Linked DNA regions of Homo sapiens: region 1 is linked to region 2. Evidence: chromatin loops called from intact Hi-C (ENCODE). Cell type or tissue: dorsolateral prefrontal cortex. All regions are shown on one strand. Links, peaks and the distances in the headings refer to the core of each region. The heading gives the core; the rest is flanking DNA.

Region 1 (15,399 bases), core at 3,155-11,154, 160 kb before region 2:
GAAAATATTCTCCATTATGTCTTGAAAATTTGTTTTTCTTAAGTTTTATTACAGAAAGTTTTAGTGCTATCAAAAAAGATTTATATGGAGTACGTTTGGCTTACTACCTTTCATTCCCCCTCTAAGCAAGACATAGAAAATTTCTATATTAATTTATATTTGGGGATTAGGTTTGTTTCTTAGGAGAAAAGGGATCATTTCAAAGTTTGATAGTGTCAAAGAAGAAGTTTCCTATTTACAAGAAGGCATGCGGTGTGGCATTTAATTGTGTGTGCATGTGTGTGTGTGTGAGATGTGTGTAGGAGCAAATAAATTAACTTTGGATCTGTAGTATATAATAGCTTAGCCTCTTGACCACAGAAATAAGATTGATTTATAGACTTAGTTGTTTTTTTTTTTTTTGAGACAGAGTTTTGCTCTTGTTGCCCAGGCTGGAGTGCAATGGCGTGATCTTGGCTCACCGCAACCTCCGCCTCCTGGGTTCAAGCAATTCTCTTGCCTCAGCCTCCCAGGTAGCTGGGATTACAGGCTTGTACCACCATGCCCGGCTAATTTTTTGTAGTTTTAGTGGAGACGGGGTTGCACCATGTTGGCCAGGCTGGTCTCAAACGCCCGACCTCAGGTGATCCACCTGCCTCGGCCTCCCAAAAGTGCTGGGATTACAGGCGTGAGCCACCGTGCCCAGCCTAGACCTAGTTTTTTAAAAAGTACATTTAATTATGTAAATATAAAGAAAACTTGACAAATTTTCAATATTGATAGAAATATATAGATCTTTTTTTCTGATACAAATATCAAACAAAAAATATAAATAAGCAATAAGAAGGAACAATTAATTGATGATCATTTACATAATCACATAACATGCATACATGGCCATGTCCATGTAAAATATCTGTATAATATATATGTATAATAAAAATATATGTATAATAGAAAAATATAATAAAAAATATATGTGTAATAAAAACATATAATAAAATATATGTATAAAATATATGTATTATATATACTATATATAACATCTATAAATATATGTATAATATATACTATATATAACATATATATAAATATATGTATTATATATACTATATATAACATATATAAATATATGTATAATATATATAAAAATATGTATAATACATATATACACATAGTAAAATATGTACATTTTACTATGGAAAACTTTTTAATACTACAGTTACTTAAAGTTTTTTTTATTTCAATAGTTTTTGGGGAACAGGTGGTTTTTGGTTACATGGAGAAGTTCTTTAGTGGTGATTTCTGAGATTTTGGTGTATCTGTCACCTGAGCAGTGTACACTGTACCCAATGTGTAGTCTTTTATCCCTCACCCCCCTTTCACCTTTCCCCCACGAGTCCTCAAAGTCCCTTATATCATTCTTATGCCTTCGCATCCTATAGTTTAGTTCCCACTTGTGAGAACATATGATATTTGGTTTTCCATTCCTGAGTCATTTCACTTAGAACAGTGGTGTTGAGCTCCATCTAAGCTGCTGCAAATACCATTATTTCGTTTCTTTTTATGGCTGAGTAGTATTCCATGGTGTCTATATACCACATTTTCTTCATCCACTTGTTGGTTGATGGGCATTTAGCTTGGTTCCATATTTTTGCAATTGCAAATGGTACTGCTATAACATGTGTGTGCAAGTGAATAGACTTAGTTTTTTTATGGGAGGGGTGGAGTGGAGGATGTGAAAAAAAGAAAATGTTTGTAAAATTAAAATTCTCATAAATTTCACAGGATGCTTTAAATTCTTTATCACAGTTACGAAACAAATACAGATCATTTTATAATTTATGATGAGCTGATAAGGTTTATGAAAATACAATATGCCCTTAAAATACATTTAACCTGTCTTTAAATGCTGTATTCCCTTGACACAATTTAACTCCTTGTGAAAAGACCCTTGTACTGGAAACCGAGAGATATAGTACCTGTGTTCTGGACAGAGTCTAACTACTGGCGAGTTGTATGACCTTGGGCAATTCACTTGACTTCTATGGACCTTCTGTCATTTGATAAATGATTGAAAATATGAAGATGTCTTAAATACTACTTAAAATCTTACTGTTTTTGTCTTTGGGGAGTACTAAAGGCAGTAATGGAATTTATTTTAAGTATATATTTAAAATATGATATTTGTTTTTCCCTTGAAGAGTTTTCATTTAGCCAAATGGATTGATTTAAAGTTTTTGACCACAGCTGCTAAAGAAATGTGTGCACAGCTACTGTTTTGGTAAACACAGACAAGTAACCAGATGGTAGTAATACTTTAAAAAGTTGGTCTATATGGGCTGGGAACCATCCAAATGGAATTTTTAGTGTTTCGCCTAGGTACTTTAGATTTAGTACACACTAAATGAGTTTGAGTGTGTTTTACTACTGCAGTGGCTAGAAAGAACAAATAGAGTATTATGTGGAATACAAATAATGCTTATTAAGCTTGCAGTTGATTCCTTCTGATAGATGTTCCAAATTGCTGTCAGACTATATTTACTTACTCATAAACAGATGTGGTTTTGCTTTAAATCAGGATAACTATTCCAAACTGAGTTATGCATATTTTAAACAACTGTTACGGATTACATTTTAAAATTATTGTTGATTAAGAAGCTGATTTATTATATTTTATAAGGTTCATTTTTGGTGGTAGTTTTAGATGACAGAGAGCTTAGATTTTTTTTTAATTTTTTGAAATCTGATTTAAGGTGGGATATCACCAGTTAAAAATTATTTTCTGGTCTGTAGTCAAGAATTGATATTTAAGATGAGCAATTTGTTATAATTTTAAAATTTTAGTCACTAGGCTGGGCGCAGTGGCTCACGCCTATAATCCCAGCACTTTGGGAGGCCAAGGCGAGCGGATCACCTGAAGTCGGGAGTTCAAGACCAGCCTGACCAACATGGAGAAACCCCGTCTCTACCAAAAATACAAAATTAGCCGGGCGTGGTGGTGCATGCCTGTAATCCCAGCTACCCGGGAGGCTGAGGCAGGAGAATTGCTTGAACCCAGGAGGCAGAAATTACAGTGAGCCGAGATTGCGCCATTGCACTTCAGCTTGGGCAATAAGAGCAAGACTCTGTCTAAAAAAAAAAAAAAAAAATGTAGTCACTAATTATCACTAAATGAGATGTTGGTAGCAGCTTGAACATCAGCTGGCCTGTGCTTTAACTGAACAATACAGTAGTAGTAATCTTAGTGTTAAATTTTACATATTGAAAGTATTAGAAAATATTTCCTTCACTTTAACTTAGTTTTTCCTCCTGGATGTGTTTTTTTAGTTTATTTCTTAAGATCTTTGCTAGGTAGGTGTCACACTGTTCATTAAATATACAGAACTTATATATCCTGCAGATCCTGACATTAGACTGTGAACTCACTTATTTATGGAAGCCCTATTCACTACCAGCTTTTCTGGTCTGATGATAGGTTCTGGCTACTTCCATGAATTTGTATGAGATTACTTACTTCTAGCATTCATGCTCACATGTTTTCACAACAAATACTTATTGAGTTGTTATTACTAAATATTAGGCAATGTGCTGGGGCAAATGGATGACCCTGGTCCTCAGAAGTGTACCTTCTAGTGGAAAGGTAAATGTTAAGTATCTGACAAATGTAAAACTGCAGCTGTGACAAAGTATCAGAAAGTAGAGCAAGATGGTTCTTGCTCCTCAGAAATAGAGCTAGTTCTGTTCATCAATATGAAAACAATGAAACTGGTCTGTCTTTCCAGGTTATAATGATTTTCAGCCTGAAATATTCTTGATGATTTTAATTATGTCGGCCTGCAGTCATTTCCACTGCCCATAATCTAATGTGTTTTGCCTGTTGACATGTTAAAGATGGGAGCCACTTAGAGCCATTCTTCGATCTTGCCCTTCCTACCTCCTCAAACTGAGAGTATGAGCATCTGCTTCAAGGCACACACGTTCCCAATTAGCTGGTGTAAAGTCACACTAAAACCAAGCAAAAAGGGTTCTGCAACATAAGGGAAAGGGAAGTGGAGGCACTAAGATTGCTTCGGCAGCCAAAGGATTCCTTGGGAACTTGTAAAAGGTAGAGTGGGGTGGGTGACAATGAACATGTACTTGTGGGTTTGTTTTCTGGGAATAGTGGAACCTAAACTTCTACATCTGAAAGGAAAATAGATTAACCTTTTTAAAGTTTATTACTGAATTTTTAGGCCTCGTGTTTTGGACATGTGAGTACAAGCCAGTGGTACAGTGCCAGTCATTTACTGCGGGCACCTGAGATTGCTACTGATCTACATCACATCAGCAAGCCAATAGTTGGCATTAGACTATGTAAAAAAACAAAATCCAGGCCGGGTGCGGTGGCTCACGCCTGTAGTCCTAGCACTTTGGGAAGCTGAGGTGGGCAGATTGCTTGAGCCCAGGACTTCAAGACCAGCCTGCGCAACATGGCAAAACCTGGTCTCTATAAAAAATACAAAAATTAGCTGAGCATGGTAGCGTGTGCCTTGGTCCCAGCTGCTTGAGAGGCTGAGGTGGGAGCTTGAGCCTGGGAGGTTGAGGCTGCAGTAAGCTGTGATCATGCCACTGCACTCTTGTCTGGTTGACAGAACCAGACCCTTTCTCCAAAAAAAAAAAAAAAAAAAAAAGAAATCCACTAGTTGACTCCTAGAACCATGAGTGTTCACTAACAAATGTAGATTTATAAAGCCAGAATAATCTTATTTATCTGAATGTCATTAATTACAGCAATAGTAACTATGGTTAGTAACTTACTAACTATAGTAAAGCAGTTCAAACTATTGTGCCAATATGACATTTTTAATTTTCTTAATTGTTTATTGTTAATCTAGTATCACTTAGGTTTGATTAGTGTAATATTGCCATTCAGGGTGTTCTTAAATACTGAACACTCTCAGTTTCCTGCTGAGTATGAAGGTTCATGAACAAAATCAATTATAATTTATATTATGAGGACCATATAACTTAAAGCTGGCTTAGCATATTATTTCTTTGCTATACATCCTATTCAGCTACACCTTCCCCCCATTCAGTAGCTCATTCAGTAACAAATATTGTCAGAGTTTACAGAAAAAAATTACATCTTTAATATGGAATGAATTGCTGATGAAAGATAGTCATGTTCGAAATATGACATTTAACATAAGTGTACAGATTTCCCAGTAAAAGAACAATTCCAGTATTATGGATTTACTAGCAGCTGTTGAAAATTTAACACCTCTTCTGCTTTCTTCCCCCACCTCATGACAACCTAATGTAAAACTATATTCAGGAGTAAGGAATCTAGAATATAAAGTAAATTGTATTAGTAATTGCAGGTCAGAAACTTATATTTAGTTATCAGACTCTGAGTCATGAGTTTTAGTATTCTGTGTGCTGTTCATGTGTGCCTTCTGTTACAGACAACACCAGGGAAGAGACCTAATAAAAAGTCTCATGTTCTTCAAAGAGAATAATTGAGAATAATGCTACTTAAGAGCACGTAATATCAGAGCAAACAGGCAATGAACAACATATAATTCTGTATATTATGCAGAGATATTAAATATACATATTAGTAAGGTAGCAGATGCTGTGGTGCTGAAATTGACATGTAAAATAGTACGCTTTCTCTGCAGGGCTCTGTTCCAGCCAGCACTCCTTTACATGTAATGAATAGTTAATTTTAGTCCTATGGTCCATAGGAGACTGATGGGGGACTGTGAGGAGGAAAGCATTCCAACTCCAAGAACAGCAGGTTGTGCTGAGATGTGCTTTTTAATGGAGAAACATTTTATAACTCTTGGGGGTAAATTTATAAAGACGGTTGTGCATGTGTTTTTGTATTTAAATTAAGGAATTATTAATACAGTTAGACAGCCAGGAGTCTGGCAGCTATATTGCAAAAGGGAAAAGCAGAATTTGTTGACTGGACTGAGCTCAGGAATATCTTGCACTTTTAAGAAAATTCCTATTAAACCTATCCTTTGTCCAAATGGAGCAATTCATCAGAAACAGACATTTGAGAATGTGTTTAGGTAGTTGAAATTTCAGGCTGACTTTTTAAAACTAACCTTTGGCTATATATAGGAAAAGGCAAATGACTTTTATTTTTCTGCCTCACATGGAAGTTCCCTTGCCATTTGAGATTTCCCTATGTTCATAATTCATTAATCCCATCTATCCAGGCAATATCTGGTGAGCATCTGTTATGTACCATTATGTTCTGGGAGCCAAAAATGAATAAAATCAATCTACACCCTCAAGCAGTTTGTAGTCTGCTGGAATGACAGACTTAAAAATGCTTATAACTAAAATATTTTATGTGCAGGACTAGGGTTTTTAAGCTAAAAGGCTGCTTTTTAAATTGTGAAATATAAAGTACATGTAGAACAATGCATAAAACATGTCAACAGTTAAACAGATAGTTATGGGATTATACTTTGTGTATTTTTATGTTTGCTTCTTTTATTCAACATTCTGTGGTTCATCTGTGTTGCTTGTAGCATCATCATTACTGTAGCATACTTTATTTGTTCTACTGTTGGTGGACATTACTGTTGCTTCCAGTTTTTGGCTATCATTAACAATGATGCTAAGAGTGTTCTTGATTATTTGTCTTGGTATGTTTGTGCACGCACCAATAATATATATCTAGGAATGGAATCGTTGGGTCATAGAGAATATACGTAGCTTTTAAGTTTACTAGATAAGTGATTTTCCAATTTAAAAAGACCTTTGAAACGTTTTTCTACATTGGTGGTTTTTAAAGTTATCTATTTTCTCATGGAATTTGGTTTTCTCATGAGAATAAGGTAGGAATGGTTGTATGTTGCTAATATGTAGTTCAAGTGCCCTTTCTACCTAATCTGGATTGCCAGGAATATGCTTGAAATGCCAAATCATGACTTAGTATTTTACTGTGGTAATTGGAGTAGTCTTTGACACATCAGGAAGTATGGGAATATGGGAAAGATCTTTGAGAGTGGAAACTATACCACAGTTTTGTTTAGTGCTAGGTAGGAAAGGTGAAAAAAAAAGCGCGAGAGTATATTAAGTATACAAAAAGCTTAGTGGTTTTAAAATGTTAAGCTCACATTTGGAAGTGTAATTCTATTTTAATCTCTTTCCTAATGGAGGAAGAAAGATGACTGATGTGGTAGGGTAATCTTGTTTGAAAAATTGACAACTCTGGCATACGGCCCAGATCTCTTTTCAGATTTTGTGTGAAAAAGAAAAATGGCAGCCTCTTAGTGCTATTCATTGGTGTAAAAAAAAAAAAAAAAAAAAAAGATATGGTTGAACCTAAGGGTGAAGTGCTAACTCTTCATATAGTAGGAGAGTAGATTAAAAGAGTTAGTGGATATTTCACATAATCAATGTCTCTTACCTTCCCAGACAGGAGAAAGAATGTCATGAGTATTAAAATAATTAGCAGAGCATTAAAGATACCAGGGACATTTAACTTACTTCTTGGCCTCCAAATTCATAAGAAATATGAAGGGTTAAATAAACCTTGCTTTTAAAAATACCTTTTCCCCACAGGTCTATGTGAGAACTGAATTTACAGGGTGCTTGGAGTTTCCTTTTGCTATTCAAAACATGTTAGAGCATGAATGTTTGGGGCGTTCAGGCCCTAAGCTATGTTGGTTGAGTGAAAGGGGAATTTTCTGTTCTATTCAACCAATTCAGGGAACATTTAATGCGTGCCAGCCATGTGCCTGGTCCTGGTAGGTACTGGGGACACAAAGATGAATAAAACAGCTTACAGTCCACTGGAACAGACAGGCATATAAACAATTCACTATAGTGTTGTGTGCTAAGGGCTATAATAGCGATCTGCAGAAAGTACTTTGGTCCACAAAAGAGACAACAAATACTTTTTTGTGTGTGGGGCTGATGAGGTTCTAGGTAACAGTGGCCTTTCGCTGTGTTGAGAAACAAACTTGAAATAGATCATACAGGTAACTAGGGACTTACAGAGAGAGGAGAAGGGGCATATTTGGCAGAGGAAATTGCATGAGCTAAGAGATTTATATTGTTCATCTAGATTAGAGATAATCTACATGAGATTATATTATGTATAAAAATTAAAATCTCCGGCAGTTTAGGCAGTGGGTCAAAGTTCGAAGTTGATAGACTTGATAGCTTTTCCTTTTTTTCTCTCAGCCAAGGATTGGTAATTAGGCAGACTCAACTTGAGCCTGTCCTGGATGTGAGGATAGCTTTATGGTTAGTCTCCGGCCAGTTCATCTCCCTTCCTTTAGAGCTACTTATTAAATGCTTAAATATAAATCATCTGTGTTTAGGAGTGATAAGGAAGAGCTTAATAAGCTCAATCTTTGCCTTATAGGGTGGTGGTTTTCAATCCTCCCCCTATATATTAAGCACAATTGCAAAAAATAAATGTATACATTTGAATATTACTATCAGAAATAAAATAATGGTGGACATAACCTTAAAAATTATCTAGTCTGTCTCCTGCATTCCTATATGTAGGAAATTAAGGCTTAATTGGTTAAATGACACAGCCCATCTTGTAGCCTAGGGCCAGGTACGGATGCGGAGTGTGCAAGGGTTCTGTGACTGCCCAGGCTTATTCCTGTAGTTAAGACTCAATTTCTATATGCCCATGGTTTGAGTATATCACAGGTTAGCCTTCTCACATTTACTGCAATTATGGTTTAGCGAACTTATCTGTTTGACTGAGTTAGAGGCAACATGGTATAGCAGAGTCCGATGAACTGCCACCTTACAGTGTTTGGTCTAGGTGCTGCTGCTGTCCACACAGAAAGCCTATCACTGAGACAGTAAGTATTACGAGGGAAGAAGACTTTATTTGGGTGCTGCTACTGAAGAGATAGGAGATCAGTCTCAAGTCCACCTTTCTGATGGACTAAAATTAAGGGTTTATGTAGCAGAGAAGAAATGTAACCATGTGTGGGAAAATAGGAATTAGCGAGGGGTAAGGAAGAGGAGTTGGTCAACAGAAAGCAGGTGGTCAGTTAGCCAATCATGGTGGGTGTGGGGTCTGATGTCTCATTATTCAGATGTGGTGATCTGGTTAAGTTTCAGTTCCTTGAGACTGTTTGGGAGGTCTGATGGTTGGTTTCTTGAGAAAGGAACTCAAGATAAGAAAATTTTAACTTTCTCAAGTTCTAAGACTGGGAGGGTCAATTTCTGTGTTTATTCAAAAGAAACTGTAAACGTCAGTTCTGTGGGACAGTTGGGCCAGTTTCGGTCCCACCCTTTTTATTGATCAATTCATCATTCATAGGGAATCTGTCTTGTCAGTCTTTCTGGCTGCTTCATGCTTAGGAGGGGTGTTTTGGGCAGCTCCATACCATGGATGAGGAATCAAAGTTTAATCTAATACATAGTTTTCTTCTGAAGCACAATCTTTCTCTCTCTAGTCCTTCACTTCTATCAAAGACAGATCACAGCAGGACCAACCTACCTGCAAAATAAGCTTCAGTCCCATATACTTGGCCTGATTAGTCATGTGAAATGCAACAAGAATCATTGTCTACACAGGCTCTCCTAAATTGGCTTTGCTGGAACCTATCACAAGGCCATTTCAGTCAAAGCCCTGGGAATATGACCAGTTCCTCCAACTGTGTCCTGTTGTGAAGGAAAACAGTTTCTCATTGAACTTATGCAAACAACCACATTACAGTGAATTAAGAATATTCACAAATAGTTTATGAATTCTGGAGAAATTAGGCAGAGGGAGAGAAATGTGCCTTAAATTCTATTTATAAGAGTATACTCTACTCCATTGTTTAAGGCTATAAAAAGCTCAAGAAAAAACGTTCTCCAGACTGAACAATCAGCAATGCTTCAAACAAACAAAACCCATTAAAAATTATTTCAGTCTTCCATTAGTTCAGTGCATGCAATCAGCTCCTACTCTGCTTCATACTAGGTTAGCAATCTTTATGAACACACCAGCCTTTCACTTAGTGTCCTGTAAGATTTCTCTCTAGTCCAATGGCACACTCTCCAAAGTTATCAGAAACCTGTATTCAAGAGTCTTTGTCATGAACTCCCCCAAAGAAGCAAGCACTGGACTGTGGCTGATTATAAGCCACTTTTTGAGAAGAAGCAAAGCAAAACAACAATTGTGGATGAGAAAGACCTTTGGAAAGCCATAAATACACAGTTGATAAGGAAATCTGGTTATTTCTGTGGCATACAACAATTTAGCATAATAATCATAATCATTATAACAACCTAAATGAAGACATACCAGAATTTCAGGAATCACATTCAATTCTGGAATACATACTCATAACACACCTATATAAATATAACCCAAAGAAAGTTAAACACCACTTCAGATTTGAAGTCCATCCTGTATAATTCTAACATAACAGATAAGCCTAGTACAGTTCTCTTGAAGTTCAGGGGACCCAATATCCAGAAAAAGTTAGATTGAGGTCAAAATGACTGAATTTAGAACTTGAAATCTTGCCTTTGGAAAAAGTTTGTCAAATGTCAGAGGTTTACACTTGATATCACAAAATAGGATCATTGGTGTCCATAAAATAGTCATTGATTTAGCTAAAATGATAAGAACATTTACTCTTTGACAGGTAGGAGACTCAGTTTCCCAAGCAATAAGATGTAATGAAGACAGCATGAGGCCAACCACATCTGCCTCTCCTTCCTACATTTTTTCCCTGCAGTTTACTTGAAAAGTAAACAAAAATCTTTTATTATCATTACATAAAAATTTTATTTGAAAGAGAAAACCAATTTTACCTTTGCATGGTACATTATTAATGTTAAAGTTAATTTTAATGAAACATAAATCTAATTTTAATCAGTTTGACTATAAGCTAAGACTTTTTAAAAAATTTTATTATTATTATACTTTAAGTTTTAGGGTACGTGTGCACAATGTGCAGGTTTGTTACATACGTATACGTGTGCCATGTTGGTGTGCTGTACCCATTAACTCGTCATTTAGCATTAGGTATATCTCCTAATGCTATCCCTCCCCCCTCCCCCCACCCCACAACAGTCCCCAGCATGTGATGTTCCCCTTCCTGTGTCCATGTGTTCTCATTGTTCAATTCCCACCTATGAGTGAGAACATGCAGTGTTTGGTTTTTTGTCCCTGCGATAGTTTGCTGAGAATGATGGTTTCCAGTTTCATCCATGTCCCTACAAAGGACATGAACTCATCATAATTTATGGCTGCATAGTATTCCATGGTGTATATGTGCCACATTTTCTTAATCCAGTCTATCGTTGTGGGACATTTAGGTTGGTTCCAAGTCTTTGCTATTGTGAATAGTGCTGCTATAAACATACGTGTGCGTGTGTCTTTATAGAAGCATGATTTATAATCCTTTGGGTATATACCCAGTAATGGGATTGCTGGGTCAAATGGTATTTCTAGTTCTAGATCCCTGAGAAATCGCCACACTGACTTCCACAATGGTTGAACTAGTTTACAGTCCCAAGGTAAGACTTTCATAAACCTTTTTTAATATTTTATAATTTTCTGTTAAAGAGCAGATCAGTGCTCCAAGAAAATCCTGTTATTCCGACATAGGGGCCTAGATGTTGGCCTTGCATCAGTGTGTTTTTGATATTAATGTTTAATTTATAGAAAAACTTTTTAAGTAACCTATTCCCTCAAAATCAGCCCTTACAATCTCAAGTACCCACCTCTTCTGTGATACTCCCTGGGCCTAGAGGGATTGAATAGCTTTAATTTTTTTGGCTGTGTGTCTCATGAGAGCAGTACTTTTTGTGTACTTCTCCCAGGTTTGAAGACGAGGCTTTGAGTAGTGTCAATATTCAAGATTTAGCAGGAGTGGGTACCTTTTTCGGACCTACGAGTCAAAGCCCTGTAACTTAACAGCATATGGATTAGTTAATAGGACATTTATTCTGCAGAAACCCTATCATTCTAACATGTCACAAATTAAAACACTGTGATTTGGTGTCTAGTAGTTGCTGCCTGCAGCATTTCAAACCACTGTATTAAAATAGTTTATGCAATACTCATTGCATATGTCTAATTGCTGGCATTCTAGTGACAGAATTGTGACCAAAAGCGTCAAAAATGTGATAGGTCCTGTGCCAAACTTATCAAAGTAAGACAATTAACTTTTCTCTCTGTCATTTAAAAAAAAGTTTAATGTAAATACCAGTCTTGGAAATTCAGTATGAAGATAAGTGAACCATACAACAAAACAAGGACAAAGAACAAGCAAACAATAATTTCTTTTCAGCTATAAAAAGAGCATCATCATACATCTCCAGGATTGGCTTCTAGATACAGTACTGACAACTATTTAGGTAACTTTCACCATTAGAATCCTCAAATCAGTGCAACATTTGTATATATTTTGTTATAAAGTGTACACCTGGAGTCCCAACAGTGATAAAACGCTTGGGATAAAAAAATCATTGGAAAGTACAAAGTCTCACATTTTTATTGCTACTTAATCCAAGTGAATGTTACTTAATTTTGATAATGGTGAACACAACTAAAGTTTGAAAGCAAATGACAAATTGTTGGAAATGCAGAGGAAACAAAATGACTATTTATAGAACCAAATACAATCCTTCCATTAGAAATTGAAAAACATCATTGGTTTCATACATGTGTGTATGTGTAAGTAAAACCCAAAGAACAAACAGCAGGTAAATGAAAATTGAAAGCAAAAGTAAATAGAAAATGAACCCCAAATTTTTTCTCATACTCAAGGTAAAAAATACTTTACCTTGGGGGTGACAGTGTTATCCAGAGCCTAGAAACACAAATGATGGATATTTTGTTCCTGGTATGCAAATTAATGTATTTAAATCCACCAGTAACACTATACATTTTGTGCAATTAAGGCATTGACTTAAGGTACATGACCAGTAAGTACTTTAGTGCTAGTACTATCTATGCAGAATAGCAAACGTAGTATGAAACAAAGCAATGCAAACATTTATCACATTTACATGTACTCTTGTCGCCAGGCTGAGTGGCATGATCTTGGCTCACTGCAACCTCCACCTCCCGGGTTCAAGTGATTCTCCTGCCTCAGCCTCCTGAGAAGCTGGGACTACAGACGCTCCACCACTCCCAGCTAATTTTTGTATTTTTAGTAGAGACGGGGTTTCACCATGTTGGCCAGGATGGCCTCAATCTCCTGACCTCATGATCCACCTACTTCAGCCTCCCACAGTACCTTCATTTTTAAAAACAGTTTATGTAGACTACTTCTGAAAACTGAGGTATTAGACAAAGCTAGTCATCAGTTCCTTGCTAACTACTTTGTGATCTGTGAATATCAGATGTTCACCTAAGTAAGAATGTTAAAATTAAATACATTGGGCATTTTCATCAATAACTCAGAAAATTCAGGCATTTTCATTAAACCAACAACATTAAATTAATCTTATTTATCAACAAAATCACACAAAGATCATTTTGATTTTGGCTGGGTTTATAGTTTTATAACCTTCTGTGCCAAACCCCAGCACCTCAAAATATCTAGCAGAGACAAATATAAAACCCAGACAAAAATATATACTAACAATTCTGAAGACATTTCTGTTTTTATCTTACAAAAATTTTAAAGCCAGTTCATTTATTAAAGATTTACTTAAGTCACATGAACTTGGAAAATGCTTGGATGTATTTACTTAATTTATGAGTGCTCTTTTATTTATAAGCCAATTTGGTAGACAAAACATAATAACATAAATGTACATACACATAAACACTTCTAAACATGTACACGCACACACACACATGCACACAGAAAGATCCAATAGCTTTTACTTCAGAACCCTAGCCATGCAATAGCAATACCAACTCACTGGTCTACACACATGTTCAAATGGCTAAACCTCATTTGCACTGATAGGTAATCCTGTGAAGGCTATAAACCAAAATTTTGGGTAAAGCTGTTTCCATAGGTGTTTGATTTTTAAAGGCCAAACCCCCTCAGACTCCAAAGAATTCTGGGGCCAAACACAGCACAGAAGAACATCATGTACTAAGCAGGCCCAACCCTGCTTAGAACAGCAGCGTGAAAGCCTGGATACATGGAACTCCATCCTGCTTTCCTGTTCAACAGCAAAATGAGAAGTTAGGAGAGACCTAACTTATGCAGATTCCAAAGAATATTGGGGCCAAACAGTATTAAAAAAAAGTCAGTTTATCAAATTCTGATTTCCCATAACTGTATCAACACATATACAAACAATTACTGAAACACAATCCAACTGCACTGAAACACAATCCAACTGCTGCAGCAACAGACAAGCCCCAAAAGTGTCCAAACTGAAACAGAAAGGTTGCTTTCCTCTCTCAGTCAGTTGGGCTTGTTCAACCTGCAAACAGAAATTCCTTCAGAATTTCTTAGAGGAGCAAATCCAGCTGCTGGTATCCACAAAGGACACTCACTCATCTGAACATAGATGTCAGATTTCAAAGGCTGTTTTTTTCTAGGCAGTCAGGCAGCAGCGTGGCCAAAGAGAGAGACGAAAACCCACCTCCAGCCAAAAAAGGGTCAGGCAGTTTCTTAGGAGGGCTTCTAAGAATTCTCCTGGCTTGCAGCAGCTGACCGGCAAGCAATGTGTTCAGGTCAGGGAATCAAAATCTGTTACTGACATGCTAGAGGTTTGTTTTAGGTCTTGCAAGTAGCTGCACAGAAAGCCAATCACTGAGACAGTGAGTATTGCCAGGGAATAAGGTTTTACTCAGGTGCTGCAGCTAAGGAGATGGGGGAGATCAGTCTCAAATCTATCTCCCTGATGGACTAAAATTAAGGGTTTATATAGCAGGGAAGAAATGTAACCATGTGTGCTAAAATAGGAATTAGGGAGGAGTAAAGAGAAGTTGGTCAGCAGGAAGCAGGTGGTCAGTTAGGCAATTGTGATGGGTGAGGGGTCTGGTGTCTCATTATCCAGATATGGTATCTGGTAATTATAGTTCATTTGAGACTTTCTGGGAGACCTGATGGTTTCTTGAGAAAGGAACTCAGATAAGACAGTTTTAACTTTCTCAAGTTTTAAGACTGGGAGGATCAATTTCTGTGTTTATTCAAAAGAAACCATAAACATCAGTTCTATGTGACAATTGGGCCAGTTTCCATAGTGCATTAGCATCATAGCCTCTCTGAGTTTCCTATTTTCCAAAGGGGGAAAATAATACGTATTTTATTGAGTTGTAAAACTATCAATTGTGAAAAGCACTTAACATAGTACATGACTCTTGTCACTTTCTTCTTTATATATTTGGATTTGTGGGTCAAGTGAGATCATAAAAATCACTTTTCAGAATATCACGTTCTATACAATTGAACATAGGCCTATATTAAATTAGTTTCCTTCTCATTCATTATTTCATTTTCTTCCCTGTAACTGGTTTGTTGAATA
Region 2 (15,399 bases), core at 4,192-12,191:
CAGGGGAAAGTAGGGCTTTAGATACTGACCCGGATTTGAGCAGCTAACAACCTTCTTTACCAAACTTGCAGCTTGGGATAATCATGTTCCAAGATTTAAAGATGGAATATAGTGTGTTAGTGAGGAATTTGACTTCCTGTGTACCACTTACCTATTATGTGATCCTGGCCATGATAGTTAACATTTCTGAGTCTCAGTTATTTAATTTCTAAAGTGGATATAATCATGGTAACTATGATAATAACATTATTTTGATGTTTAAGGGAGATAAACCATGTAAATAATATGGAATAATCTCAGCATGTAGAAAATGTCCAGAAATGCTACCTATTATGAATACTGTCATCTTCCCTCACTGATCTGGCTAAACTCAGGTTTTCTCATACAGGATTTTCTCAAAGCAAAGAGTAATTAAAATGTTATTTAAATTTCATACAATCCTAACTGGACTCCCCTGGTTTATTCAGGTGGCCTGGGGTGAAACCTGGACATTGGTTTGTTAAAAAACAAAAAAACTAAAAACAAAACTCTCCAGATGATTCTGAAGTGCAGCGCAGGCTGAGAAGCAGTCTTGGCATCTGATTTTATTTTAGCTGCTCTCCTAATAGCTTCCAGCTGCCCCTTCAGCAATCTAGTCTTCAGGCTTATCTGAGACCCACTTCACAACTGCTCAGATTCTAGACAACTGCCTTTTGCTTTCACAGTTTTTGTTTTTCTTGTCCAAGGTAAACATGGATTATTACTTTTATTTAATTGTTTTTTTAATTATCATTTTTTTCTAATTATAAGAATCCATGTTAACTTTGGTTCCCTACCCAGAGATAAATACTGCAACGAGTATGTTACATTTTCATCTAATCTTTGGTTTGCACCAATGTTGTAAAAATGCAAGTTTTAAAATTGCAGAATTGATTTTGAAATCTGCTTTTTTTGCTTAACTTTTTATCAGAAGCAAAGTCTCATATGCTAAGGATTTTTGAAAGCATAATGATTTTTTCTTGTTCATGATTCTGACGTCTCTCATTGTATTTTACCATTTCTTTATTATCAGTTGTATTAGCTCCCTAGGGCTGCTGTAACAAAGCACCACAGACTGGGTAGCTTAAAGCCACAGAAATTTATTCCCACTGTCCTGGAGGCTGGAAGTCCAAAATCAAGGTGTAGGCAGGCTTGGTTCCTTCCAGAAGCTCTGAGGGAGAATCTGTTCCATGCTGCTCTCTTAGCTTCTGACAGTGCCTGACAATCTTTGGTTCCTTGACTTGTAGAAACATCACTGTAATATCTGTTTCTGTCTTCCTATGGTGTTCTCTCTGTTTCCTGCTGTGTTTCTATGTCCAAATTTCCTTCTTCTTATAAGGACACCAGTCACTGGATTAGGATTCACTTTAATATAGTATGACCTCATCTTAACTTGATGACATCTGTAAAGACTGTTTCTAAAGAAGGCCACATTCACAGGTTCTAGGGGTTAGGACTTGAACATATTGTTTCAGGGGACATAATTTAATCCAAGGGCATCAGCCAACTATTATGTCCACCCATCTTTTTAAGGAACCAGAAAAGTTTTAAAGCTTCTTGTTATTTCTATGTGTCAGCTCTCTATAATCTCCCATCCAGCTGCGAGTTCAGACAGGTGCTGAAAAAGCCAGGCCAAGGACAAAAATGGAGGGGAGGTCAATTTCTGTCCTCTCCAGACACCCACCTTCCTTGGGCAAGCAGGGAGAGGCAAGCTCTGTGGGGGTGGCCCTAGGGAAGTGCAGGAGGGGACAGATAAGGAAGGGATGAAAGCCACAGGTGGTGGCGGGAGCAGGGCTGAGGGCTTCCTGCAGCTGCTCAGCCACCTGGCTAGACAGTTGTTCTCCCTATCGGGGAGCTATGTAAGGCAAGGACTGCTTGACTTATCACAGCCTTGCTTAGGATGCCAAAATGCCTGGTCAAACCTGTCAATTCACTTCAGCAACTGTTCTCAGGGCTGGGGAGAGTGGGATTGGAGGTGTAGAATCACCAAACTGGTTGTTTATAGTGACTGCCTTCTTTAGACAAGAATTGACCCAAGTGTACCAAATGTTACTGATTCAGCTGGGATGGTTTAGTGCAGGGGTCACTTACAACAGCCTGCAGCCCAAATCTGGTCTGCTGCCTGCTTTGTACAGGGAGCTAAGAAAGATTTTTTTACACATGAACATTTGCAATTATTTGGTCATAGGGAACACTAACTTTGAACCCCAAATAAGCAAAATGTTATCCCCACAAATGAATTTCATGTTTCTCATTATTAGACCTGTATTATAAAAAAATCATACTCAATGATTATTATCATATTTTGAATTTCATCAATAAAATTTTGTGAGAATTGGTTTTCTATCTTGTCAGGTAAGTACCTAAATTATAGCTTCAATTTTACTTCTTGGCTTGCAAGTCTACAATTTAATCCCTGGTCTAGTCAGGTAGCCTCAAACACCAACAACACACACCAGAGAACGCTGAAAGGCTCTTAGAAACACAGATTGCTGGGCCCCAGCCCTGGGGTTTCTGATTCAGTAAGTCTGGGGTGGGACCCAGGAATGTCCATTTCTAGCAAGTTTCTAGATGCTGTGGATGCTGCTGGTTGGGAGCCACATTTTGAGAACCTCTGGTTTAGTCAATCGATCAGTTAACAAACATTGCTCTAAGAAGCAACATCTCGTAGTGTTCACAAGACTAGATGCGAGAATCAGAACGGCATCATTTCTCGATTCTGCCACTAACTAACTCTGTGATCTTGGGCATGTTATTTATGTTTCCTGAGCCTTCTCGTTTCCTCGTTTGTAAAATGGGGATAATGCAAGTTGCCTACCTCACAAGGGTTGTAAAGATTTAAATGAAATCAAGCTTGTAAAGCTGTTCACACACATTGGCTAGTTTTCAAACCCCTGCCCTCAGACAAACTTACAATTTGGGGCTGTGGAAATGAGACTAACTTTAGTGAACAGTACCGAGTGCTGAGGGCTGTGAACAGGAAGCTCAGAGGAACAGTCCTGCAGAGCTTCCTGTAGGAAGTGAGGGATGAGCTGAGCATATGAGAGGGATGGGAAAGCAAGTGGGACAATTTGTGAGACTTGGAGATGGAAATGAGATTGGCATGCTTTTTGGACAGAGGATTTCAGACTGCCCGGTGGGTAGGAAGAGCTGCCAAGTGGTATGGGAGGCAGAGGAATAGTTGTGCCAGCTTCTGGAGGTCCAGTGAGAGTTTCACGGTGCAGATGCAGTGTGTGTGGGCAAGACTTTGGAGTCCTAAAAACTGCTCTTGGGATTTCATTAAAACTTGGGAGGTTGGGGAAGCTGAAATGCCCTATTTCTCAAACCCCAGCTCCACTTCTTGGGGCTGCTCAGTGGGCGGGCCTCATCCCCATGTCTCCATTCTGTTTACCCCACATGCATTCCTGTTGTTTGGTTAGAGCTGCTGCCTGGCAGAGAAGCTTGGGAAGCTTTGCTCTGTCTTCTAAGAAACAGGAAGTCATTATTTGCCCAAAGCAAACAAACTCACAAACTGCAGGGTTCATGTTCAGTCCAAAGCTGGAGTCCCAGGAGGTGAGCGTGTGGGCCAAGGATGTGGGGATCTGAGCAAAGAATCCTTTCCCTTCCCCTCCTCCCCTGGCCAAATCAACAACTGCCATCTTTTCATAGTAGTGATTTGCAGGAAACCTGAGCTAAGTAATCCACACACAATGTATAGATGCTGAGCTGCACTTTCTTCCCCAGACAGCATCCATTCCCAAGTGAGGCTTTTCTTCCCATGACATCAGCAAAACCATTTCCATTATTCCTGGAATTGGAGGATAATTAACCTTCCACATGCCCTGTTTCTTTCATCTAGGAAAAGAGAAGAAGGGAATGAGCATGTATTGGAAACCCACTGTGTGCCCTGCCCTGTGCTTGGCACCAACCTTGCCTAGGCTACTTCACTGAAATCTTGCAACAACCCTGTCAAATAGACACTATTGTTTGCAATCTACAGATGAGAAAAAACCAAGGCTCTGAAAGAATGGGTCACTTTCTCAATGTCACTGAGTAGAGCTGCCATTTGAATTCATGTCTGGCCAATTCTGCATGCAGTCAATGCCATGTGGTTCCCTGTTACTTTTAGAGTTCCTGCTAATGCCTTCTCTCCCCCCTAGACCTCCTTGAAAAAGTGTTGTTTTTAAAAAGTCCCATTTCTTAAAAAATGGGACTTAACAGCTTTTCAGCGGCATTTGTACTTCATGAGGCTGATGAAATAGACCCTGTCTTACTTAGGTGGGGCTTGCAGGAGAAAATTTTGAGAGAATGGTGGCCCTTGAAGAACATGTCATATGAAAAGGATGCTTAAAAGGACAAAGTCTACCAGATTCACTATTTACCTTATTCAGGCAGAGCAGAGGGAGGCAGTGGGTAGAGGGGAACTGTGGGAGCACATCCCCAATCTCCTGGTGGTGTGGAGAAGGCCTGTACCTAACCTGGGCTTGTATAAACCACGTATTCAAAGCACGACTTTTTAAAATATATAGAGCATGGCGGCCTCTGGAGCTAGAATGCTTGGGTTCAAATCTTGGCTTTGCAATTCACTCGCTGTGTGCCTTTTCAGCACCTCAGTTTCTTCATCTGTAAAATGGGGAAGAAATAGTTCCTACTTCACAGGGGTGTAAAATGCTTATAAAAAGGGCCTGGAACATGTGACCATGGGACTCAGGAGCTGCTGGAATGCAGGAAGAGGGTAGCCTCCCCTCCCAGCCTGGGAGTGAGGGGCCCCTGCCCAAACCTGAAGCTCTACTGGCTCCCTGCCCTGGACCCATCCCAAGACCCACACAGATCAACTGGGTGTGATCTCAGTAAGGCCAAATCTTTCTTCTTGACAGATCTTTGGCCTATTGTAGCAAAACCTCTCAGGCCAAACCCTTGAAATATTTAAGTATGTTTGTTCTAAACAATTAATTATTAATGAGTCGTAGTCTTCAACATTATATCAGTTTCTCCATTCAGGCTTTAAGATGAAAAGCAGGAACTGCAACCAAGATTGGAAAATGAAAAAGAGACAAAAAGATCTCTTTTGTGCTCATCTTCTCCAACTTTATAGCAACCCCCTCCCCACCTGGCTTCTCATGTTCTCTGTGGTTTGCCCTGCCTGGCTTAGGTCTTCTGCCACAGGGAGGGCCCAGCTGATGGGTGGAGTGTTATGAACTTGGAGCTGTGGTTGGCATGAGTACCTGAGAGACTGAGGAGGGACTCTTTGAGATATTACTTCTTTACCTCTACCTGAAGAATTCTTCAATTAACAAGACAATACTTATAATTATATAACAAGCTGAGTCTTCATAATGCTCATTACTGGTCAGTAACTATAATAATAATAATAATAATAATAATATCAATGATGATTGCAATTTTTTATGCTTACTACATCCCAGGCATGCTGCTAAGCATGTAAGTATGATGTTATCAGTGAGGTCTTTCTATTGCAAGTGATGGAGAACCCAGACACAGCAGATGCTGCTGGTGCCCACCATACCCTCTTGGGCCCATCATTTCTGTGTCTACCAACTCAACTTCCAGCTGCCAGCTCCTGCAACTCTTTGAGGGCCTTTTCTGGAAGCAGAAGCCCATTGCCTATGTGCGGGTCTGGCCAGAGTGGTAGGGAGGTAATGCCCTTCACCCTACCCTAGAGCAGCCCTCAACAAATGACAGATGGAACCTGGTGGGTCAAGACCGCTTCCCTTGGCCTCAGGTGGGACAACTCCAGGGTGGTGTGATTTGCAGTTTCCCAGAGCTCCTCCCCAGAATTATGTTCCAGCTTCTCCCAGTGGCACTGATGGAATAAGGGAAAATGCACTGGCTTCCTTCCCTCCCCTGGCTCACGCCCCGCTCTTCCTCCTCCTGTGTTTCCTGGGGTCATCTCCCAAATAAACTACTTGTAGTTGAGTTTTTGCCTTAGGGTCGGCTTCTGGGGAAAATAAACAAAAACTCCCGAATTAAACTGTCTTAAGGTTAAAAAAGGAATGTATTAGCTCACGTAATAAAAAGTGTAGCTTCAGGATTGGCTCAATTCAGGGTTCAAATGCTGTTCACTCCCCTACCCCCACATCCACCCCCATTCTCCTCTTCTGGTTTTGTACCTTCCAGTTTTCTAGAAGCTCTCCAGGCAGCTTCAGGGCCACATTATCACAATGGCCAAACCGGGGGCAGAGCAAGGCCAACTCCTTGATATAAAATCCTGGAGAGACTTGAGTCCTATTGGTCTGGACTGGCCAGACATGAGCCATGGGCCACTCTTAAAGCAGTCCTGGTGGCCAGGCAGGTGGTGTGTGGAGGTTGCCCATCCTGAGCCAGGTGTTCTGCCCCTGGGAGGTCTGAGGCTGAGGGCTGGGGAGGGGTGGTTCCTCAGGGAAGAAAGGGAGAGTAGTTACTCTGGAGGGACCTGGCTGGCAAAAACAGCAGGTAGCCACCCATATTCATGCACTGTGCATTTCTTCACCTGTAAGTTGGCTTTCTGTCCACTCACAGGTGAGTCTACCGAGGCTTGGGACAGTTATTTGTCCAAGGCCATTCAACTGAAAAGGGGCAGAGGAGTGACCTGGGCCCCCTGATGCAGCTGTTCCCAACACTCTTTCTCTGGTACCTATATTGACTTAAATGCATTTTAACTTAAAACTCATGAACATGCATTTATTTCCCATCCTTTTGCTTTAGGACCAAACCTCGTTTTTCAGTGTGGACTCTACTTATTCCAGATTCCCCCATCCTTCTGGTATAAAACATTCTTGAAATACCTTGTCTATGATTTCTAACGTCAGTGTCTTTAGATGGAGAACTTAAAATGCTTGGTAAACAATCTGAGTCTGGAATTCTTTTAGATGTTCACATGCCTCTCCTCAATCTTTTACATTTGTCTCCCTCCATTGCTATCTAATTTGACAGTAATCTTTTTTGGAAACTTGCCTTCATTGAGCTTTTCCAAAGCAATCAACTTAATTTTCATGGAAACAAAAAGTTCTCTCTCTCTCTCTTTTTTTTTTGTGTGTGTGCTTTACCAGTTTACAGGATAGTTAATTAAATTACTTGATCACAGTGACACACACAGCTGGCATTGGTAGGTTTGGGAACACACATAGCCGACTCTTGGTTGGCATGCAGCTCAGCTGGCAGAAGACTGCCCAGGCTTCCCAGAGGGATGAACTGCAGCTGAGAGGCTCCGCCTGCTGTGGCAGCAGAGGACAGACTGGATGGAGAGGAAAGGGCTTGTTAGCCAACTGGGCCAGTTGCTTGGGGGAAGCTGTCTGGGAGCATTTTTCCTGGGATATGAAAGGTGCTTCGAAGTGGTGACTGCTAGGAGCCACCACGGGTGTTAGCTATAGAACATTCCTTCTGTGCAAGCATTCCTGCCTAGTGCTCTGAGAATGTGCGGGAAGAGAGAGCACCACATGCCTTGATTATTCCTAAGGCTGCAGAAATGACTTGTCTCTCATTTGATTGAGAGCTTCAATGTCAAGCAAGAACTAAGGTTGGGAAGGTTCTGTGACCTTGTGACTTTTCCGGTGGTCTCAGAGTGTGTATGCACTTGATGCTCTTTTATGTGTATTGGTGAATAAGGGAAATTTATTTAAGGTCATTACTGCCTATGTATGCTTTTGTGTAAATTAGAAAAAGCTATTCTCTTTGGATAGATGAGTTAGAAAAAGGTGCTCTCTCTGGACACATAAGCCCTCTTTTCCAGGCCAACACAGCTTCTTGGCAGAGCACGCAGCTTGGCTGGTGGAGCATGAACTCAATTGCCACCTTCCTCATCTCCTCATCCAGGTGCCTTTAGGCAGTGCACAAGCTGTACAAAGGCCGGCCTTTGCAATGTTTTAATCTCTTATTAGTCCCTGGAGTTCTAGGCTGAGGGACAGGGTGCAGTAGTGCAAGTGTGGAGGATGCATCTCTACCAGCAGCAGCAGCTGCAGCTGCAGTCCTGGAAATTTGCTAGAAATGTAAATTCATGGGTGCTGCCCCAGAACTGCTGAATCAGAATCCCTGGGGATGGGGACCAGGCATCTGTGTTTTAGGGTTCCCCCTAGGTGAGTCCCATGCTTGCCAAGGTTGAGAAACACCGCAGTCCCTGAGCCTGACTAAAACTGCGAGCACAGTGGAGCCTTCCCAGTTGGTGGGTTTGGGTCCATCTCAGCCTCGTTCCCCTGGCCCCTGGGAGCTCCCACTTGTGCTGGACATGACTTGTGAATATCACCACTGGGCTTGCCTCAACAAGCACAGCCCCTGCATTTCTCATGACATTTTTACTTCGTGGGAATGAGGAAAACTATTCACTTCCTGGAGCAGAGGAGTCTGACTAACCCTAGGCAGAGCAGGGCCTCACGATCTAGAGGGTTGAGTGACCCTCAGAGTTGGGTGGAGAGGACACAGGAGTCTGAGTGAGAGTGTTTAGGAATGTGGGTAAGCAAATTCTCACACCATGGGCTAGTGCATCCTGCTGCTGGTGTCCTTGAACCAAAGCGAAGGCTTAGGGGATGCTCAGTCCTTGCTTCCCCAAAGAGAACAGCTTCTTTATTCTCTGGGACCAGACTGATGTCCTTGTGAGCCCAAGACCATCTCTCCCACTCCATCCCATTCCTCCAAGCAGCACAGATATAACGTGTTTTGTCAATGCTCTCTCTGTCCTGCTCATTTTAAACTGTCTTCGTCTTGTAGACATTTTATTTCTTTCAAGTCTGAGCCTCTCTGGAGGCTGCTTCGTCTTTCTGCTTCCTTCTTTCTAAAATGGCGTGGAGGTGGGGAATGGAATTGTGGCCATTCATCAGCTCAGCGTCTTGAGGATGATGATGAGGATTATGCAGGCAGAATAATGCCTCCCAGAGGCAGAGAGACCATGGGTGGAGTTTAGACCACCAGAAATCTGTGTTAAAAACTCAGTGAGGTCTAGTGCACACTTTAGTATTTAAAGCAATAGGAATTAGAGGCACAAAAAGCAAAGCAAAACAAAACAAAACTCTTTAAATTTGAAAAGAGGAAGAATTGGGCCAGCTTTGTTCTCCTTTCAAGCTCCTGTGAAAAGAACTTTGAAAGGAGTTGATTACATTGCAGAAATTGAGAGAATTTCCCTACCCTCCCAAAGTGCTGGACTCAGCCCACATACCCCCAGAAGGTGCTGAGACCCCAGGGCCCACCAGGGAGCACTGAATCCTGTGCTGGACAGAGTGTTTTGTTATTAGAGAGCCGTGGATTCAACAAGGACCACCATTTACATACTTACTGTGCGACCTTGATTGAGTTTCTGAACTTCTCTGAGCCTATCAGTCAAATTTGACAAGTTACTACATGGTAATATCAAGTAGGTACACGGTACAGAGGCAGTGTAAGAATTAAGAGGATGGATCGAGGTACTGGCACAAAGTAGGCATTCAAATGTTAGCTCCTTTCCTCCACTAATCACTTGTCTACACAACATTCCTTATGTTATGTTATGTCATGTTATGTTACTCTGTGGGGAGGTCTAGTGAATGATGGTTAAGAGTTGGTGCTCGCAGTGAATAAGGCTGGAATTCCGGCTCCCCGCTTTTCCAGCAGTGTGAACGGGGGGTGAGTTGCTTAGTTTCTGTAACCCTCAGTATCTTCCTTTGTAAGAGTAGAGGTCACCTTAGCACTTATCCTTTTTTTTTTTTTTTTTTTTTTTTTTTTGAGACAGAGTCTCGTTCTTTAGCCCAGGCCGGAGTGCAGTGGCATGATTTCTGCTCACTGCAAGCTCTGCCTCCTGGGTTCACGCCATTCTCCTGCCTCAGCCTCCCGAGTAGCTGGGACTACAGGCGCCCGCCTACTTTTTTGTAATTTTAGTAGAGACGGGGTTTCACCGTGTTAGCCAGGATGGTCTCGAGCTCCTGACCTCTTGATCCTCCCGCCTCGGCCTCCCAAAGGGCTGGGATTACAGAGCACTTATCTTCAACAATTGTTGAGAGGATAAGATAATGTGTACAGAACTGTGCTTAGAACAGTGACTGGCACATAGTTATATATGAAAGCTACTAAGATAATGATTGTATGTAAGCATGGAATGCTTCAGTTGTCATGCATGCAGAGGCTGTTCCAGGTCCTTTGTTAGGTGCCAAGGACACAAAGAACCAAGGAGCCACAGTTTGGGGCTGTGAGGATCATCCAGTCTAGTTGTGGAGACAGAAAGTTAGGCAAATGTTTCTTTCATCTTGCAACAGGTGAATGATGACAGCTGCAGGCCAGGCCAGAGCACACAGGAGAGTGTGCAGCGGTGGGAGGCAGGGAGGCAATGGAGGGACCGGGTGGGAATGACGGTCCAAGCAAGGCCGGTGCAGAGGCGCAGCCTGGGAGGCTGGAGTGAGCAAAGCAAGTCGCAGGCATTGGTGGCTGGGAACACAGTTGGAGACCCTGGAGCCCATCCAGAGCTGAGGCAGAAGAGGCAAGGGTGAAGGTGAACTGGATTATCAACTTCAACCAGCAACCACTTTTGTCTATATCCTGAGCCCCTACAGCAGTGCCTGGCACTTGGAAAACAATAAATAATTGGTTGACTAAAGGAAAGTGAAAGAAGAGGTTACAATGGACGCAAGAAGAGATAATGACCCCAGTAACACCTCTGAGGGAGCCAGAGAGGGGAGGCCCTGAGCGATGGGTGGAGGTGGTGCCCAGCCTCCCCTCTGACAGGAGGCGGGAGATGAGGGTATGTGGGAAACACACTTGTGGGGCAGTGGTGAGGGTGGGGGAGGAGGAGCTGATGAGGGCCTGCCTCAGGCCTTGGCGAGCTGGGAGGTGGAGCCACCGCCCTGCTGGGGATGAAGGATAGCGATGGAGGAGAGCGCCCTGGGGGAACGCCTCCATTTTGAGTTGGCGGTGACGAGGAATGGGAAGAGAGCTCCCAGGGACTGGAGGCATGACTGAAGGGCCAGAACAGGTGGACGGTGGAGTTGGGAAGGGCACCATGGGCGCCACGGTGGCACTTTTCTCTCGCATACCTCACCTGCCTGGTGTGGGCGCAGGGAAGGGGACTGGGGGTCCATCAGAGCTTACTGTGGCACCGGGCCAGCGTGAAGGAGCAAAGCAACAGGCCACGGGGCCTCTACTGGGGAGAGAAAAGCAGAGAGAAAGGACCCAGCCACTTCCGAGAGGAAGGAGGTCAGGAGGCTAGGAGGCTGAGGCCAGAAGAGCAATAGTGGGGGTTCTATTTCCTCTCACAGATGGAGGTTTCTTGCCTTTGCTGGAATTCTTCCCCTACCACCATCTCTGTATGTACAATTTTCTCATCCTTCAAGGCTTCACTCAAATGTCATTTGAACTTCTCAGAGGTAAAATTGCTCCCTCTGTTGAACTCCTATCTTCCTTGGGGCTGTAATTATTTGCCCATGTCATTCTCATCTTTCTCATGTACGCTCCTGAGGACCACCTCAGGTTTCAACTCCACTGCCCCCACGGACGCTGCTGAACTGCTTCTTGTGCAGGGCAGGTAAACATTTGTGACATGAAACCATCACTTCTAACAGAATCAATTCTATGTCTGATTGATGTTCCCTTAGAATTAAAAAAATAATTCTATCTGTGGATTCTCGTTCTGTAGAAAGGCAATGTTGCATGAGAGAAAGCATATACATTTTGAATCAGGGAAACGTGGCTTTCCTTATTGGGATAATGCATTGATGTCCTAGTGACCAGAAATGGTATGTAAATTAGCAAGGCATGCACTTGCGCATATCATAACAGATCACAAAAAGACACCCCTTGCTTTGGGATGCTACAGACGCCACAAAGACAAAGAATTTGCATGTGGATTTCAGTCCTCACGTGCCTTGCAGCCAGACACCTTTTTGCAGAGCACATCTGTAAATTGTGGCCTCCGTAAAATACCTGGCATACAGTAGGTATTAAATAAAAGTAGCAATTATATTTATAGTTATTATTAGTACATCATTATTATTATTATATACAGCACCCACCTGGCATTGCATGCAGACAGATCCTTGGATTAACATTCCTCTGCAGTTGAAGTTTTTCTATTTTAAAGATTTAAATCATAGGCACATAGTAGCACAGTCTGTCTTGAAGAAGAAAAATGAAAGGCTGTAGTAAATGATGCTATTAGAATTATACTTTCCTCATTACAGAAGTAATATGACCCTGCTTTGGGGCTCCAAGCTCTCACTGATGCTGAAATTTAAAATACAGGGTCTAGACCAGAACCCCAGAGTAAAAGGAGTGATTGTAAGAAGTCATATAAATGGATTTGATCTCTTGTTAGTGGTCCGTATTCTCTTGGTAGGGCTAGAGAAGTCAACTTATTATCAATAAAAAAGAATAAACACTTTATAGGAAGCTATTTTCTCTGTCACAAAATGTTTTATATGCCTGTCAATAATTGTAACTGTTAAATATGACATATTGATGAATATAGTGGGACAAAAGGATGCTTTTTTCTGATTAGGGTGGAAAGATTTTAGTCTTTATTTTATGGATGGAAGTAATCCAACTCACAAACTTCAGCTATCTATAATCTTCTATGGGAAGGCAATAAAAGAAAAAGAAGAAAAAGAAAATTCTGAAAGGAGCTCTTTCAGCTAAGAGCCCAAGCCTGTGGAACTTGCCCTTCTCACAACTGGCTCCTACGGCTGCCTGGTGGACCTCAGAACCATTGCAGCCCTTGGTTCTTTGTCAGACCTGCGGGTAGGGTACACATAGTGACTGTACGGTTGAGGGGCCCATCCTCCTGGGCACCGGCATTTGTCTCTTACTCACTCATGGAGATAAACTTGGCTGTCTACTTGACCAGAAGTAGCAGTTGGAATGTCTATGGGTGAGAACAGAGAAAGCCAGAGACTCCTGCATTTGATTGTTAGAAAGACAATCAAATGGTTCTCTCTACAGAAACATTGTAAGAACAGTGCAACAAACAACCATTGATCCTTCTGGTGGATCCACTGGCTGTTACTATTTTGCCACATTTATTTTCTCTCTCTGTAAATGTCCCTATACACATACATATATACATTTTTATTATTTTTGCTAAGCCATTTGAGAATAAGTTGCAGACATCACGACCTTTACTCCCAAATACTCAGCATGTATCTCCTAAGAACAAGGGTGTTCTCTTAGAAAATCACAATGCAATCATTGAGTTCTTGACATTGTATATGGATGCAATACTATGATCTATCTTGCAGTCCTCTTCAGTCTCCTTTAATCTAGAACAGTTCCCCAGTCTGGCTTTGTTTTTGGCAACATTGACATTTCTGAAGGGTAGAGATGTTGTTTTGTAGAAGCCTTTTCAGGTTGGGTTTGCCTGGTATTTCCTCACGATTTGATTCAGGTTGTGCATGTTTTGGCAGGAATATCACAGAAGTGCTATTTTATCCTCTTCACTACATCATATTAGGAAGCACGTGATGTCAGTTTGTCCCATTAGTGGTGATATTAAGTTTGATCTTATGGTTTAAGTGGTATTTACCAGATTGCTTCACTGCAATGCACCCGGTCCCCCTTTGGAATTAATGAATAATTTGCAGGGAGACAGCAAATGGGTTTTAAACTAAAAACACTTTCACAGTTGAATAGTGTTGATCACACTTTAGAAACTCAAGCCCAATGCTGCTGTTGGCAAGAGGAAGTTATAAAAATAAAAGTCTTCTCCCTCTTCAAAACTAGAAAAAGAAAAGTACTTTCAGGAGAAGGAAAAAGCTTTTCCCTTTTTAAATTTGGAAGTCAGAAAACACAGAGAGGGCTATGGGTAAAAACAGGCGAAAAAATGAGAACTGAATTAAAATACTTCTGACTTCTGGCGCTCACCCAGAGTAAATGAACAGTGTGCATGCACTCTGAGAAGATAGAAAATGCCATATATATATATTTATATTTGATGTGATGGGTGCAGAGTGGTGGTTGCTCCCAGCCAGGTCATTTCAATAACAACAGGAGACCACAGTTACTGCTGAATGGCATCTTTCAGGCTCAAGAGCTTCCGCAGTCTCTCCACTTCCATACTGATTAGAAGTGCTTGAGATACATCATAACAGTGTCAGTGCAGTGTTTATGGGGGAAATTGTCGCTGTCTCTCGCTTGTGGAAGGTGACATAATGGGATTTCTTCCCTTTGTCCTGGTGACAGGATGATGAGCACTGTCTGGGCTCCAGTTCGGCGGGCTTTGCCATTCAGGCATCCGGCGCAGCTGACAAGCCCGAGGATCGATGGAGAAGGTGAGTCTTGTCACTTGGGGGGAAGAGGGAGGTTCAGCAGATGATGGGGAGCCAGTGGGTGCCCCCAAATTCCTGTGTGAAAGAACACTTAGAAATGCTGGTCGACTGAACGAAAGTGGGCGGGGCTAGACACCAAAGTTGGGGGCAGGGAAGTGGCTCCAGTCTGTTTCCTGGGAGGTTTCTGAGGCTCTGGACCCAGAAGACTTAGGGGATTGGTACCCCAGGTGCCTTTTTCAGGGTTGGTGTCTAGGTACAGATTCAAAGCATCTTTACCCCTTGTCAATTCCTCCCCTACTCCCCAACCCCAAGTCACTGACATGATTTGTCTGTGTATTAATATTGTGTCTAGTTCCAGAAAGGTTTTAAGAAGTCTTGCTGTGATATATTATTAATTGCATTGAGCTGCACATTTCAGCTGAGACAAATTAAACAATATGTACTGGAGTGAGGGGTATGTGGAGGGAGGGAAAGAGAGAGAGAGAGAGAGATCCCTTCATTCACCTTGTCATTTTTCCCAAGTGAACTAGACCATCTCTACTAGTACCACAGGAAAAGGGATGACATAGCAGTAAAACAAACTGGAATAAAATTAGTTCACTGCGAGTGCTTAGGTCCTAGTTATTTCAGGAATTTTAAAGGATGATTTTGTGATTGCCAACCTCTGCCTTGATTATTTCGATCACGGCAGAAGCTTCTGAATGGTCTCCCTGGCTAGACTTATACTTTCTAGTCCACTTTCTAACTTGCCGCCAGAGTGAGATTTCAAGCACAAAGACCCGGACAGATAAGTCCTCACATGAACATTTCATGACAGCCTATTACTGTCTAAAGACAAAACTCCTTGTGATGATTTGTAGTAATAATAATGCTAGCAGCATAGGACTAGCATTATTATTATGATCCTACATTTATTGAGCCCATGCTATGTGCCAGGTACAGTGCTAAGTGCACATATTATTTAACAAATCCCTTATAACAACCCTATGAAGTAGTTACTGTTAGGTATTCCCATTTCACATGAGAAACTGAGGCTCAGGAAGTTAAGTGACTTGCCCAAGGTCATGCAGCTAGCAGGTTGCTGAGCAATGTCTGGATAAGTTTAATTCCAGAGTCTACACTGATCTCCTGAAGTCATGCTTTGCCACCCAGAGGTCGAGTGTCTCCTGGCCTTTGCATAGAACAATGCTGA

The links. Peaks named below come from ENCODE experiments on the same cell type or tissue, not always from the same donor. Only the 100,000 strongest peaks of a DNase experiment are listed, where the experiment ranks them.
Region 1: a loop joins it to region 2, with 2.3 times the contacts of the local background. A loop is called at or near these places in 2 of 110 quality-filtered maps.

The regions. Positions count from the first base shown.
Region 1 is chr5:61,433,088-61,448,486 of GRCh38, forward strand. The region is part of intron 1 of ZSWIM6 (zinc finger SWIM-type containing 6); the gene reads left to right. Among named protein-coding and RNA genes, the nearest start is that of ZSWIM6, 110 kb to the left of the region's middle. In dorsolateral prefrontal cortex, for the core only: no CTCF peak of the experiment used is centred there; a DNase peak (open chromatin) is centred at 7,726; H3K27ac peaks cover 6,054 bases.
Region 2 is chr5:61,596,506-61,611,904 of GRCh38, forward strand. No RefSeq gene overlaps it. Among named protein-coding and RNA genes, the nearest start is that of LINC03122, 34 kb to the right of the region's middle. In dorsolateral prefrontal cortex, for the core only: a CTCF peak has its summit at 7,208; a DNase peak (open chromatin) is centred at 7,186.